Regions from separate parts of the Mus musculus genome. Here region 1 is linked to region 2. The links are chromatin contacts, found by Hi-C in ENCODE. All regions are on one chromosome and are shown on one strand. Each heading gives the region's core, a stretch centred on a gene start or an enhancer-like site at or near the end of the contact. The rest is flanking DNA. Distances are from core to core; before and after follow the strand shown. Region 1 holds the start of Maco1 (macoilin 1). Region 2 holds the start of Pigv (phosphatidylinositol glycan anchor biosynthesis, class V).

Region 1 (6,752 bases), core at 3,180-5,679, 1.2 Mb after region 2:
TATATTTATGTATTTATCTATCCACTTAACACCTGAATAGTGACTGCCTACCTGTTTGGTTCTATGGTAACTCAGCTATTTTTTTTTTTTAATTACACTTAATGGCAGCTCTTAGTAATAACAAAAACACCATCCCTGTTTCTTTCCTCTTAATCCTAATTATTAACTTGACTGGAATAACATTTTTGAGAGACTATTTGGATCTTTAGATGATGGACATGTTTGTGTATATAGTACTGTACATATACAATATATATATGTATATGTGTATGTGTATGTATATATATATATATACATACACACACACACACACACACACAGTATGTACGTACATATATGTATATATATTTCTCTAAGGAAGCATAAAAGGAAATAAGATTTGGTCCAACCAAAAGCCAAAGTTGACTAATCATAACATGGGGTCACTTGCTGCTCAGTGCTGCTTTAAAACAATGATTCTTGGGGCTGGAGAGATCCATGGCTCAGCGTTTAAGAGCACTGACTGCTCTTCTTAAGAGCAATGACTACTCTTCCGAAGGTCCTGAGTTCAAATCCCAGCAACCACATGGTGGCTCACAACATCCATAATGAGATCTGACACCCTCTTCTGGTGCTGTCTGAAGACAGCTACAGTGTACTTAGATATAATAATAAATAAATCTTTAAGCCGGGCAGTGGTGGTGCATGCCTTTATTCCCAGCACTTGGTAGGCAAAGGCAGGTAGATTTCTGAATTCAAGGCCAGCCTGGTCTACAGAGTGAGTTCCATGACAGCCAGGGCTATACAGAGAAACCCTGTCTCGAAAAAAAAAAACAAAAAAACAAACAAAAAACAATGGTTCTCAACCTTCCTAGTGCTCCGACCCTTTGGGGAGGGGGGAGGACTTTCCTCATTGTACCAAGAGCCGGCAGCCGGCGGTGACCCAGAAGCACTTCCCCAGGTCTGAGCAGAAGAACCCACCAGAATCCGGGACTCACTATATATATAGATATATATAGATATAGATATAGATAGTGTGTGTGTATATATAATGTATATGCATATCTGTATGTATGTATACACGTTATATATGTATATGCATATCTATGTAATATATGTATATATGTGTGTATATATATGTACATATATACAGCATTAATACAATACCTCAGATTAACACTCCCTAGCATCTTGGCCCTCAAACAGAATTCCAACAGAGCTATGATATTGACAATGAGAGATCTCCTCTGACAATCACCTCAGAAATAGCTGCCCATGATTAAAGCACCAGGATTTTTAGAGCAGTGGTTCTCAACTCGTGGGTTGCAACCCCTTTGGGGGTTAAATGACCCTTTCACAGGGGTGCCCTAAAACCATCAACATCAAAAAGCACAGGTATTTACATTATGATCCATAATTGTAGCAAAATTAGTTATGAAGTAACAACGAGAATAATTAATTTTACGGTTGGGGGTCACCACAACATGAGGGACTGTATTGAAGGGTCTCAGCTTAGGAAGGTTGAGATTCATTGCTTTAAAGCAGCACTGAGCAGCAAGTGGTCCCGTGTTATTATTAGTCAACTTTGGCTTTTGATTGGGTCAAATCTAATGGCCTTTCATGCCTCCTTAAAGAATAGGCTATAATAGCAATAATATGGTAAAAAAAATGTCTGAATAAAGCATTGGAATTTATAAGGAGTTCCACAACAAACTGTGTTTGTATATGCACATGTATATTTATATATCTTCAAAGGTCATTTAACGGGTGGGAGAAGTGAGCTTCAAAGTAGTGGATGTTCTACTCGTCCAAAGCATCAGGGCTGGGACTTTGAGTCTGGCCCAGGTCTCTGGTAGGCTGCAGTCCAGTGCTTTTCATCTTAGCAGCTCCCTCACACATGCCAAGGCACAAGAGAAGCGTGAACACAGTACGCCATGGAAGGTTAGGCTATGAAACAGAAGACTAGACAGTGGATATCAAAATTGTCAACACAGCCCTTGGGAAGAGGGCTCCTTTTTAATGAGATGAAATTGGCCAGATGTTCAGAAACAAAACAGGCAATAGATGGCATGAAACAGAATTGAATACAGACTTTAATTTGATGATCAACAGACATTTGATATCCATGAATCCTCAAATGTCCTAATTTATAACTAGCCCACTCATTCCATTTTCTTAACAAATATTGGAAGTTTTCCAACACAGTCCTTAAAAACGGAAAGGGGATAAAACACCGTATGATTTTCCCATTGCGGTACTCCATAACACAAAGAAACAGAGATGGGAACTGAAATACTCTGCCTCAAACAAAAAAGACAGGTAGACATATATTTATGTTCCTTTACTGACATTTAACAAAGAAAGCCCAACAGAGCTGAGAGCAGACAGAGCTGAAGCACCAATTAGGTTTTTGAAGTTTTACACATGAAACTGAATGATGGACGTAGTGTTTTTACTATTAACCTTTAGGGTAAGGAAATTCAAAGGCTAAGTAAGGCCCATTAGTATAACAATAGATCTTCATTAAAAGAGGAACTCCATGTCAACTGCTCCGCTGCTGAGTTACAAGTCATAAACCAGGTGTTTGTTTAAATAGGAAAAAAGCTAAAATACACCAGAAATCAGGCAAACAACACAGCTGTTTCCAATCTTGTCATGAGGGGGCTCATCTTCTGTGACTGTGAATAGAAATTCAAATACCACAGGGTCCTAACCTGCCAACTTTAACACACTTTTTCTATTTTCTATTCTTGCGCTGCTATTAATGGGAAGTTCTTCTAATGTTTTCAATGGCTAAGGAAAAAAGCCTTCCTTCATTCAAGAATTTATAGTACGCAGGCTTGCCTCCACCCATTCAATCTGCCAGAAAATTTTGGGTTTGCTTTTTCAGTTTTACTTATTGTCACATCTGATTCAACAACCATGTTCATCGGTTTTGCTAACAGCTGTGTCCTGACTGACTCCAACACTGTTGAGCAAATAGTATTCACGTTTGTTGAATGAATGGATGCGATCCGTGGCTCCTTACGTATCATCTAGCCTAGGATTTTGACTTCTTACTCCTTTTAAACTTGAAGAATCCCCCTTCATGGTTAGGTAAGTCACCTGCCTGTGGAGGGCAGCCACTTCACACGTGTAAACAACCGCATGTGTAAGGTGTACAGCTATGCTACAACTTGGATGTCATCAGCTACCGCCTGTATTTTTCTCCAAGATTCACAGCAAGACCTAAACCGTAAGGCGCCAAGAGGACTCAAGTAAAGCCTTCAACCGCATGCTGAGCACTCTCTGTCGTAAACTAATTACTTCGCCTCGGAAATAGGCATTTCCAGAAAATAACCTCCGCACACAAATTGGGCTTGGGGAAGCTGTGACAGTCACCGAAATGCCCCATGAACCTGTTGTCCTTCTGTCCAGGAGAAGTGGATTCAATTTCTATTTAAAGGGACACCACTTTCCTTCATGAACAGAGGATTTAAAAAAAAAAAAAAAATCCCCAAACCTGAGTTGGGCGAGAATCCCTGCAAAATATCTGCTTGCAATTGTCAGAATGTTTGCTGAGGAACTGAGAAAAGCCGCGGTCTGGAGCGGTGTCACCGGCACGATCTGGGGGTATCAGCCTTGGGCGCTCCGAGCCAAGGTGGGGACCCCGTGAGGCAGCAGAGCGCAGAAGAGTAGCCGGCGTGGCCCCGCCCCGAGCCCGAGGGTCCCGCGCCCCTGGCAGCTCCTAACTTTGGCGGCTCGCTCGCCCGGCCGCACGCGTCCACGAGCCTCGGGCAGCCAACCCCCGAGCCCAGCGTGACCCGGGCTCGGTAGGGGACCGAGCGCACAGCCTGCTGGGGACCCCCGGGCTTCTGGGCTCCGGGCCGCGGGGGTGCCGCCCCTCCCCCCGACACACCACCGCCAACGGCGGCCCCGTGGCTCCCGCCCGCGCCCGCCGCGCCCTCCGCCTGGCCCTCGCCACACCCCGTGGCCCGGGGCGGACCCTCGGCTGGCTGGCTGGCCCGGCGCTCCGCGGGCGGCGCGCCTCAGGAGAGCCCCCGGCGCGGGCATGCGGCCTAGTCGGGGGGTTACATAACGGGGCCGGGCCCCTTCCGAGCGGCGCCCGGGACCCGCTGGCCCACGCCCGGCACCGCCGCTCACCTGCCGTAGATACCCTCGGTGATCCGGTTCCGCTTCAGGGGGCGGCGGAGCTTACTGCAGTCGGCGTTCCGCCGCTTCATCCTCCCGCTGGGGGGCCGGTGCCCGAGCCGCGCCGCCGCCGCCGCCTCTCACCTCAGCCGCCGTCGCCCGCCCGCCCCGCGTCGGGCCTGAATCCTACCCCTGCGGCCGGTCACACAGACATGGAGCCAGCACCGGGGGGGAGGGGGCCAGGAGGGGGGCGCCGAGCCTCCTCCGCCTTCGGAAACAAAGAAATGACAATTCCGGGGCCCGCCCGCCCCGCACCAGCCAGCCGCCCGCCCCGCCTCCTTTGCCGCGACGGACGGCCCGCATAGCCAATCGAAGGCGCCGCCGCGCCGCGCACGGCCAATCCCGGTGCCCGCTGAGGCAACACGGACCCTTAAGCCCGCCTTTTTGAAGGACAGAAGGACACACCAATCAGGATAAGGCCTAGACGCGTGGCCGGGCCTATCAGAAAAGAGTTAAATAGAGGCTTATAAATAGGCCCTATAAATATAACATCCTATATTATGCCTTGTTGCGAAGGTACGCTTCGCGGTTATTGGGCTGCGTCTCGCCGTGGGGAGGCCCACGTCGGCGTACACCGTGTGGCGCGGCGCCGCGGGCTCCCGCCTGGCGTGTGAGAACCGAACGGCGTGGTGCGCTGCGTGTGGGGACCTTGCGCTGACATGTGCTTCAGTCAGCCGCGTCCTTATGTAAGAGGGCGTCCCGGGAGCGCCGCCGCGGCCCCTTCTGCGGGCAGCCGAGCACGCAGCCATACCGGCCGCGTCAGCCGGGCCACGAATGACAAAGCAAACCACACACACATACACACACACTCACACACACCCTGCCAGCTTCCCGCGACGTGGTGACAGCGCGCCGACCAATCGGAGGTGGTGGGGCGGGGCCTGTGCGGGTCCGCCCCTGGTTCGCGTCACCAGAGAGGGGCGGCCCCTCGGGTGCGCGCGACGCCGCGCGGGGCTGCCGGGGGCGTGTGCGGCGGCGTGGCCGGGCTCCACGTCCGCAGGTTTGCGCAGGCTGAGGGTTCCGCGGGCTCCTCCCCGGCCTCAGAGGCTGCGTGAGGCGGTCGTTTGCTCTTTCCGCCCACTAGCTCTGTAGCTTACCGGTGAGGGCGGAACGGCAAAAAGACAAGTGAGATGCTCAGCGGGGAAACGCGTTTGCTGCCAAGTCTGAGGACCGAGTTCGAACCCGGGAATCCACGTGGTGGGCGGATAGAAGGAACTCCTACAAGTTGCCGCCTGACCTCCCACACGCACGCCCACACAAACACAGTTCCTAAATAAGTTTGGTTTTGGTTTTTAAGCGGCAAAGACTACCGGGCGTTGTTGGTGGCGCACCACTTTGATCCCAGCACTGCAGAGGCATGTGGATCGCTGAGCTCGAGGCCAGCTTGGTCTACGAAGTGAAGACCGCCAAGGCTGTAACATGTACCAACAATTTATATAAACAAACAAATAATAAATAAATAAATAAATAAATAAATAGCAAAACCGGGGAAGTGTGGGAAAGTAGCCATAGGAAGCAAATCACTGGTGGCTCCTGACTACTGGCAGAAGCATTTTAGTGTATGTCTTACACAATTTTCTTGCTTAGTTGTTATTATTTCTATAAAATAGAATCGAGCACATAGTAGACATTTGGTTTCATATCAGAGTCTTCGTTTTACGTGTTGTTACAACCTTTTATAAAGATTTCTTTAAGAGGTTGCAGAATGCCCTAGCAAGTGGCATTGCCACCTCACCCCCTCAGTAACTAGAGTCCCCAGTCATCTAGCACACTTTTACTTTTTTATATGTCCAGTAACTCGATGCCATCTTGATTTGCCCTGGGACCACAGGCACCTCTCCTGGCCAGTGGTCACCCATCTTAGTCAACATCACTCCAAAGCTCTTAAGTTCCCATCAGTGCCTTCAAAGATTTCCCTGGTACCTGGAAGGGAAACCCAGTGTTGATGGTACCCAGAGTCTTAGCATGGGAACTTACTCTCCTCTTGTGAGCCACTCAAGCAAGCAATCCTTTTGAGTTGGTTGGTTGGTTTGAGACAAGGTTTCTTGCTTTGCCTTGGCTGACCTGTAACTTGGTCTATACACCAGGATCATATTTCTCTCTCTCTCTCTCTCTCTCTCTCTCTCTCTCTCTCTCTCTCTCTCTCTCTCTCTCTGTGTGTGTGTGTGTGTGTGTGTGTGTGTGTGTGTGTGTATTTCTTTGATTTTCAAGATAGGGTTTCTCTGTAGCTCTGGCTGCCCTGAAACTTGCTTTATACACCAGACTGGCCTCAACCTCACAGCGATCTACCTTCTGCTGCCTCCCATTGTGCTAGGATTAAGGGTGTGTGCCACCATGCAGGCTTACGTGCTCTGTTTTAAACCCAGCTACCAGTTTGCTCTTCCCTTCTTCCCTTCTTTCTCCCACTTACACCGTCTCTGGCAGTGTGTTAAAGTAGCTAGGGTGAAGCTTGTCCGTCCACCATGGAGGATCAAATCTATACCCTGTGGAGATGCAGTTTTGAAAAAAATGGCAAGGATTCCTGCTGTTTAAGAGCAAGCTTGAAATTCCAGTTTGGCCACTTACTAGCTTGGGCAAGTTAC
Region 2 (7,270 bases), core at 1,114-3,613:
CCGCACAAGTCAATGCCGTGGCTGCTATTATTTACCTGTGCCATTTTCCCTTTTGCCCAGAATAATAAGCGAATTCCCAAACCAGAGTCCCCAAAGTGGGGCACAGAACCATCCTAGAAGCCCGTAATTACTACACATGCCAGCTTCACTCTCTGATGTGTGTTCAGCTGGTCTGTTAAATTAAGTGGAGAAGGAAAAGAAAACCACTGCTCAGCAGGACTCCGGCCAGCTCCCACTGCTAAAACAAACTCGGGGAAGACAGAGTCTACCACTCGGGACGGGGTAAACAGCCATTTCCCATCTCCGCGGGAGTGGCGGCAAACTCATACAAAAACCCAGTGCCATTCTGAGGCACAGAATGCACATCAAGGCATTTCTTTAAAAACACAATTTAATAGCAGTCACAGCTCTTACTGTGTTTAAGCAAGGAGAGGAAGAGCCCCGTCTTTCTTCTCTCACGTGGCTAACACCCTCTAAACTTTTAGGCTACACTTGCTTTCTGGAATTTTCTGATCCCACCAGACAGCCCTATATTCTCACTGCCTCATGCTCTGCCATCTTTATCTTCCTATCTGTTCCTTATGAGGACGGGGGCTTTGTCTCCTAACTCTATTATATCCCAGGACCCAGCATGTAAACAGACATCTGTTCTCCCAAGTGCACGAAGTAGCAAGGACAGGATAGAGAATCGTCAAGTTTTCTGACGCTAGAACTAAGATCACTGGTCCAAGCATTTCTCCCATCGTGTTTCTGGTTAGAAAGCAAGATGGCCCAGCGGGCAAAGGCACTTGCCACTACAGTGACCCATAGGCTGAAGATGAGAAGACACTCCCACAAAGTTGTTCTCTGTCCTCACTTAGGTGTGCCAAGGCGCACCTGTAGCTCCACACATATATACATAAACATATGCACATAAAATAGAATTAAAAAAAAAAAAAGCAAATGACAAAGTCACAGAAAGCATGGGAGAAAAGAAAAAATTCTCCGCCAAGGGAACAAGACTGGTTAATAGCGGTAGTACCCCATCCTCGGCACGAGGGGGCGCCTGCTGCTTACTTCATCACCAGGAGACCGGGAGAAAAGGAGGCCCCCTCACCTCCCAACTCCATGTCGGTTTATTTAGGACAATTCAGTTTAAAGTTAAGCCGCAGGAAACAGCATTTTCTGACTACCCACGATATCTCCAACACTGGATTCACTAAACCCAAATAAATGACAGAAACATGGACACCCAACTCAAACTCAATCAATCTCTCCCTCCCTCCCTCTCTTTTCCCTGGCCTCCAATCCGCACGCACAAAGGAGGCAGAGAGAGGAAAAGTACTGAATCCACCTCTGCATCTTGATTCTCAGTCCTTCCCTCTTTCAAACTCTGGCATCAGTGGCCACAGGAGATGCAACCCACACTCAAGTTAAACAAAGTAAAATCAAGACAGTCAATTATCTCTCTAGCTATTTTGCCAACACCCCTTTGAAAGAAGCCCCTTGCCAAATCAGACTCTTAACTGGCCGGATGCTTAGAACCAACCAGTTTCATTTTTCTTTAATTTACCCGTGAAATAGGCTCCAGAGATCTCATTAGACACCAGTAAGACTGTGTAATTACCATCGCCATTTTATGGATGTGAAAACTGAGGCTCACTGGAGCCAAGTGACACGCCCACCACTTAAAGCTCCTCACGCACTGCTTTCTAAAACCTATGTCCACAGTCAGGAGAGCTTTTTGCCATAAACAAAGGGTATGCATTCCTTGTCCAGCCAGGACATCCAAGGCTTAGCCCAGAACTTTCTCCAACTGTAGCACATGTTGTTGCTGGAAGCTTATGGTGATGGGCCCTAACTGGGAAAGATCTGTTGAACTGGAGTCCTGGATTTTCTGCGGAAGGCTAATACTCTCAAATGGGTGCTGCGTTATGACCCAGAGGCAACGTGGAGCGAGCCGCCTCCTTCTGCTAAGCCCTGCCATACTGGGAGCCCGTTCCAGCCTGCTCTTTTCGGACACAGTTCCTACCCAGGACGGGACAGTGACCCTCACCCCAAGGGAGCCACGGCCCAGGGCTTCGTCCCGGGGGAATCGCGGGGCCGGGCCAGGCAACGGGGCCGGAAGCAGACGAGGGCCGGAGGCTGCAAAGGAAGAGGCGGCGCCGGAGGCTGCTATGGCGGAGGGGCGGGGCTCCTCGCTTCTCTACAGCCTCCGCCTAATTTCTCTCGGCCTGCGTTTGACAGCTTCCCTCCCCGGAGGACTCCAGAGTTGCAGAGCTGGCGCCGGATCCTCCGCGCCCGCGCGTCCAGACCACCCCCGCGGAGCTCCAACTTCAGCGCCTCCATCCGGGTCCCGTCCGTGCCGCGCCTGCGCGCCGGCTCGGCCGACGGCGGCCCCGCCCCGCTCCTGCCCGGACTCGGAGCGCCCCGCCCCCCTCCTCGGCGGCCATGTTGACCCCAGCTAGGGCGGGGGCCGAGGCGGCGGCGGTGAGTCGCACCTTCCCGGCGTGGTGACACCTGAGGAGTAGGCCTCTTGACTCGCCAGCAGTTTGTGCGCGGGCGCTGCGCTCCCGGGTCGGGGCTCTCACCCCAGTCCCCTGCCGTGAGCAGCCTCTGACTTCCCGGTGTGAGCCGAGGCTGGACCCGGGCGCTGCCCCAGAGCCACGCGTTCTCTCGGTGTTCCGCCACCCCAGCTCAGCACAGGACCTGGCACACGATAGACAATATGAATAGGCAAAAGAAAGCCTTCTTGGGGTTTTTGTGGCAAGCAGCGGTACCCTGCAACTGGATGAGAAGAAAGTAGGGGAATTCCCCCTGCCTTTCCCCTCCTGGCAATGAAGGACCTCTGCCCTGCGACAGTCCTCTGTCCCACCTCAGATGACTGTATGGGACGAGGAAGGAAACCTCAGAGAACACCCCCGAGGATTCTCCCTCAAGCAGTTTCTGTCGCAGGAACTGGCGCCAAAAAAAAGAAAAAGAAAAAAAAAAAAAAAAAAAAAAAGGAAGCTAATTGAACAAAACCGCCTGTTGGGGAGGAGCGGCCAGTTGGTACCCCTGTAACTAACGGAAACTGTTAGAACAACTTTGCACCCGCCTTAGAGGAAACAGATAGTAAATCCTTCTCCGTTGGTAGATTTCTCGTTTCTCAGGATTCCAAAGCCTTGTGTGGTTTCAGTTATCTGTCCTCTCAAACGTAGCTTGGGTCTAGGTTAACCTCTGGCCACAGCCCTGGCTGAGGGAGGGGTTTATCTTCTGCAACAGCCACAAATGTGGGTGGGAACAAAGAGATGGGTCTCTATCTCTCCAAGCAAAAAAAAAAAACAAAAAAAACAAAAAAAACTAGCCTTCATCAGTTCGGTGGGGGCCAGAAGCTGTGTCTGTCTATCATCTCAGGCCCTGGGATGTCAACTGCCCCTTGGATGTTTGCGTGTAAGGTGGATAATGTATAATTTAATGACTGGTAAAGAGAAAACAGGAGTTTCCAAAGTCATTTTTCCTCCCCCCCCCGCCCCCCGAAAGCATTTGTTGCCAGTCCTGTGAGTGAAATGTCAGTGCCTCTCTAGGCACACTTGTGACTAGGGCCCGAGGTTGTGACTTGACTTTCTTACAGTCTTCGCAGCACCCTGACCTTAAAGAAACCATCCTTGCTTCGTGAATTCACAGGGGAAAATGGCATGCAAGCTCGAGGTTCTGTCTGTCCAATAAAGAATCCCTGCAGAATCTGCTTGTAAAAAAGGCAGGGGTCCTTTTGTGAGAAGTGAGAGTGTTTGTTGAAACACCCTTCCTTAGGAGGTAGAACTTTGACTAGATCTTCAGTCGCACTTGGCTGCAATCTCTCCTTCCTTCCCTTCCCTTCCCAGCCGCCCAACCCCCTTCTCTTCTGCTGTTTCCCGTTTCATTTTCTGGCTTCTTCTCCTACAGAAGAAAAAAAAAAAAAAAAAAAAGGAAACTGAATCTTGTGCTCTCAAAGCCCTGACACTCTGGCTTTTTGGACTGGAAGGTGGCAGGATGGGATGGGAGGGGTGTGTAGGGCTCCAAGGCTGTGAGAGGTGAGAGAGACAGTGCTAAGCAGTTTGCCTTTAGAGTCTACAGTTAAAAAACGGAGCCTGCTGAGCCACCAGGAAGGCAAGGAAGACAGCCAGCCATGTCCCCGGGCTCCTGAAAGTACATCTTCCACCTGGCATTAGGAAGGAAATACCCTACACCATCAGGCGAGGTTCACCAACAGAACCCTAAGCTGATTTGTGCAAGCAATGCGCGTTCTAGAAACCTAACATTCAAGACGATGACACCATTTTTGTCCTTGAAATTTGCCTGCCTCTGCATTTGCTGATCTTCTTGCCCGAAACATTATCACAGCAGGCTACCCTTTGGCTTCAGGGACAAACTCTATCCACCCACCGGCATCCACCACCCTGGTCTGTCTGTGCCTTGCATGTTGTCACCATCTGCTTCATCCTGCCCATGACATTTGTTTTCCTCTTTTGGAAAATTAGCCCCTGTATATAATGGAAGACCAGGGCAATCTTTCACCTAAGTGTTAGAGCACTTGCCAGTCTGGACAGGGAGTATGAGACAGACCATTTGTCCTAGACTGCTGTATAAATTAGTTTCACTTGATTTTTAACTTGATGCCATATTTTACAGACAAGGGAATTAAGGCTCGCTAAAGAGAAGTGCCTTGCCTAAGGTCACAAATGTCTTGAAGTCAGGTCCCAGCTTTCCAAGTTGGCTCAATTAATATATTATTAAGAAGAGTAGCTGGGCAGTGGTGGTGCACACCTTTAATCTCAGTACTTGTGAGGCATAGGCAGGCGAATTTCTGAGTTCGAGGCCAGCTTGGTCTACAAAGTGAGATCCAGGACAGCGAGGGCTATACAGAGAAACCCTGTCTTGAAAAACCAAAACCAACCCAAATCAAAACCAAAACCAAAACAACAAAAAAAGAAGAGTCTTACTGTGTACCTTAAACTGGCCTGGAACTCAGAGATCTGCCTGCCTCTGCCTACTGGGTGCTGGGATTGAAGACTTGAGCCACCACTGCCTGGCCACCCTCGGGTTCCTTACCATCTACAGTGAGCGGGTTTAGTCTAAGGCTCGTGATGAACAGAAGCTATGCCTTTCCAGAACTTGACACTTCTCTTCACTCATCATAAAAAAATCATCTGATAGTTTCCAAGGGTGGTGTTTATATGTAGCCATCCTGACATCAGGATGACACCAATTAGGGTCTCAGACCTTTACCCAAAGGATCCATGTGTGACCTCTGCCATGTCACTTGAAGATGTTCACCCACTGCAGAGTACTAAGAATCTTCCCTGTCTCCAGGTGCAGGTACCAAACATGGATGCTTCAAAATCTATGCTCCTGTTACTGAAACCCTCCCTTTAGGGTTTGCCTTTGAACAGTTAGGAAACTTGACTTCACTGAGACATGGTGGGAAGGCCTTAGCCCCTTGGGGGTGGCAGTGGCTGCCAAGCAAAGGAGCCAATGAGCTTCAGAGTATTGTTTAGGCAGGGCTTGGCTGCTGTCCAGCTCTGAAAGAAGGTTAAGGTCATTTGGGGGTGGGGGTGGGAGGGAGGAGCCTGGGAAAAGAACTACTAGCCACACCCCGGGTTCTCTACTGGCCGGGTTCTATTTACTTCTCAAAAGCCAATTACTCACAGCTCGCTGGTCAGCAGTCCTCTCTCCCAGTGGCTCCCGTCAGAAACTGGAGACTGGGCTAGGCGGCCCCCAGAATTGCCAGAGAGCAGATGAAAGGAGCCCAGGAAACAGAACTCCTAGGTAATGCTCCACACACAGCCCAGAAATGCACTTTCTAGACTGGGAAGTGGGAGCTTGAGAGCTCCATAACAAAAATAGCTACTGCAATTACTAAGTAAGATACGAAAAGCCCCTTCCTCGCCCCCTTTAAAATGAGAAAGCATCTTGGTTGTCAAAGATTTCTTCTTCACTAAGTACTCATTTCCCATGCTTGCCCCTGACGACTCTGTTAACAGCTACATCAAGTCTGACGAGCACTTGACTAAAATTCTTGAGACACTTTTGTCTCATGCCAAAGACAATAGAAACCAACCTCCCAGTGGCAATCTGTGGATGGAGTAAGTGTGGTGTGCCACTTGCTGGGAAAAACTTGGACCTTGGTCAGAGGGCCTTGTTTTGCACTTACCTCAGAGACACAAGGGTGTTGTAGGACTATTTGCCATCTATTTTGTCCAGCTGACAGGTGTGTAACAGATAAAAAAACAAAACAAAAAAACGGTCTCAGGTCTCACCAAGTATCTACACTCACCTTTTGTTAGTATCTCTGATTATTCCAGAAAAAAAAAATCTGAACCTTAATTTTCTCCACTTTCCTAAAGGAAGGAATGATAGAAGGGATGCACAGAAAGGGGTATTACAAGACTGATCTAAAAAGCAACTGCTTCTTTGCTATGATGCCACTCAGCTAGTTATTACTAAGTTGATGCAGTATGCTAGGATGTATGTCAGAAAGGGATGCAACAGCGAGCCTCACAAGCTCTGTTTATATTTCAGTGGAAGATGGCAGGGAAGTATGAAACTGGGTAGAAAGGAAAGCGAGACGGGAGGGAGAGAAGGGAGTTAAAAAAAAATGTGTATGAGTGTTTTTGCCTGCATTTGTGTTTAGTGCCCATGGAGGCCAGAAAAGGGCATAAGACCCCCTGGGACTGCAGTTAGAAATATTAGTAAGCAGCCACGGAGGTGCTGGGAACTGAACCTGGTCATTATTGGCCCTCAGTATCTATGCTGGACAGCTCACAACTGCCTGTAACTTGAGGAAATCCAATATTCCCTTTTGGATCCTTAACCCTTAAACCACCTCAGACTGCAATTTAAAATAGAGTGGCGAATACCAGGCTACATAGGAAGTTTGAGGCCTGAGCTCCACGAGCCCTTGTCTCAAAATAGATGTGATCGGGAATATACGACCATGTATCCCAGGGTGTACTCATGCACAAGTGAAGGTCAGAGGGAAAAATTCAGAAGTATAAGAGGGTTCTATCCTAGCATATGGGTCTTGGTGAACTGGGGTGTGAACTCAAGTCATTAGGTTGGGCAGGAAGTACCTTGAGAACTTGAGCCATCTTGCTAGCTCCCTCTGTTTTTAGAGCCCTAACTCTTGGGCGTGTTAGGCGCCATGAGGTGCTACCGCAGAGCTGACACGTGAACAAGGTGAGATGATAATGCGAGCTATGTGTGCAGTTATCTGATGAGAGCCTTCTGCTGTGGTAGAGGAATATACAGAACAACCCCAAAGTGGAAACTC

Evidence for each region. Hi-C counts contacts between places; a loop is a spot of excess contacts on that map.
Region 1: a loop to region 2 is called in a map of T-helper 17 cell, with 3 times the contacts of the local background. The contact joins the promoter of Maco1 here to the promoter of Pigv in region 2. A Hi-C loop is called at or near these places in 2 of 37 maps with a recorded cell type or tissue (T-helper 17 cell and gastrocnemius).

Annotation. Positions count from the first base shown.
Region 1 is chr4:134,848,916-134,855,667 of GRCm38, forward strand. It overlaps Maco1 (macoilin 1), which reads right to left and starts at 4,430. Exons shown (of 11, transcript NM_025382.6): 1 at 4,123-4,430. The coding sequence starts at 4,202.
Region 2 is chr4:133,670,284-133,677,553 of GRCm38, forward strand. Pigv (phosphatidylinositol glycan anchor biosynthesis, class V) reads right to left here and starts at 2,364. Exons shown (of 4, transcript NM_178698.5): 1 at 2,036-2,364.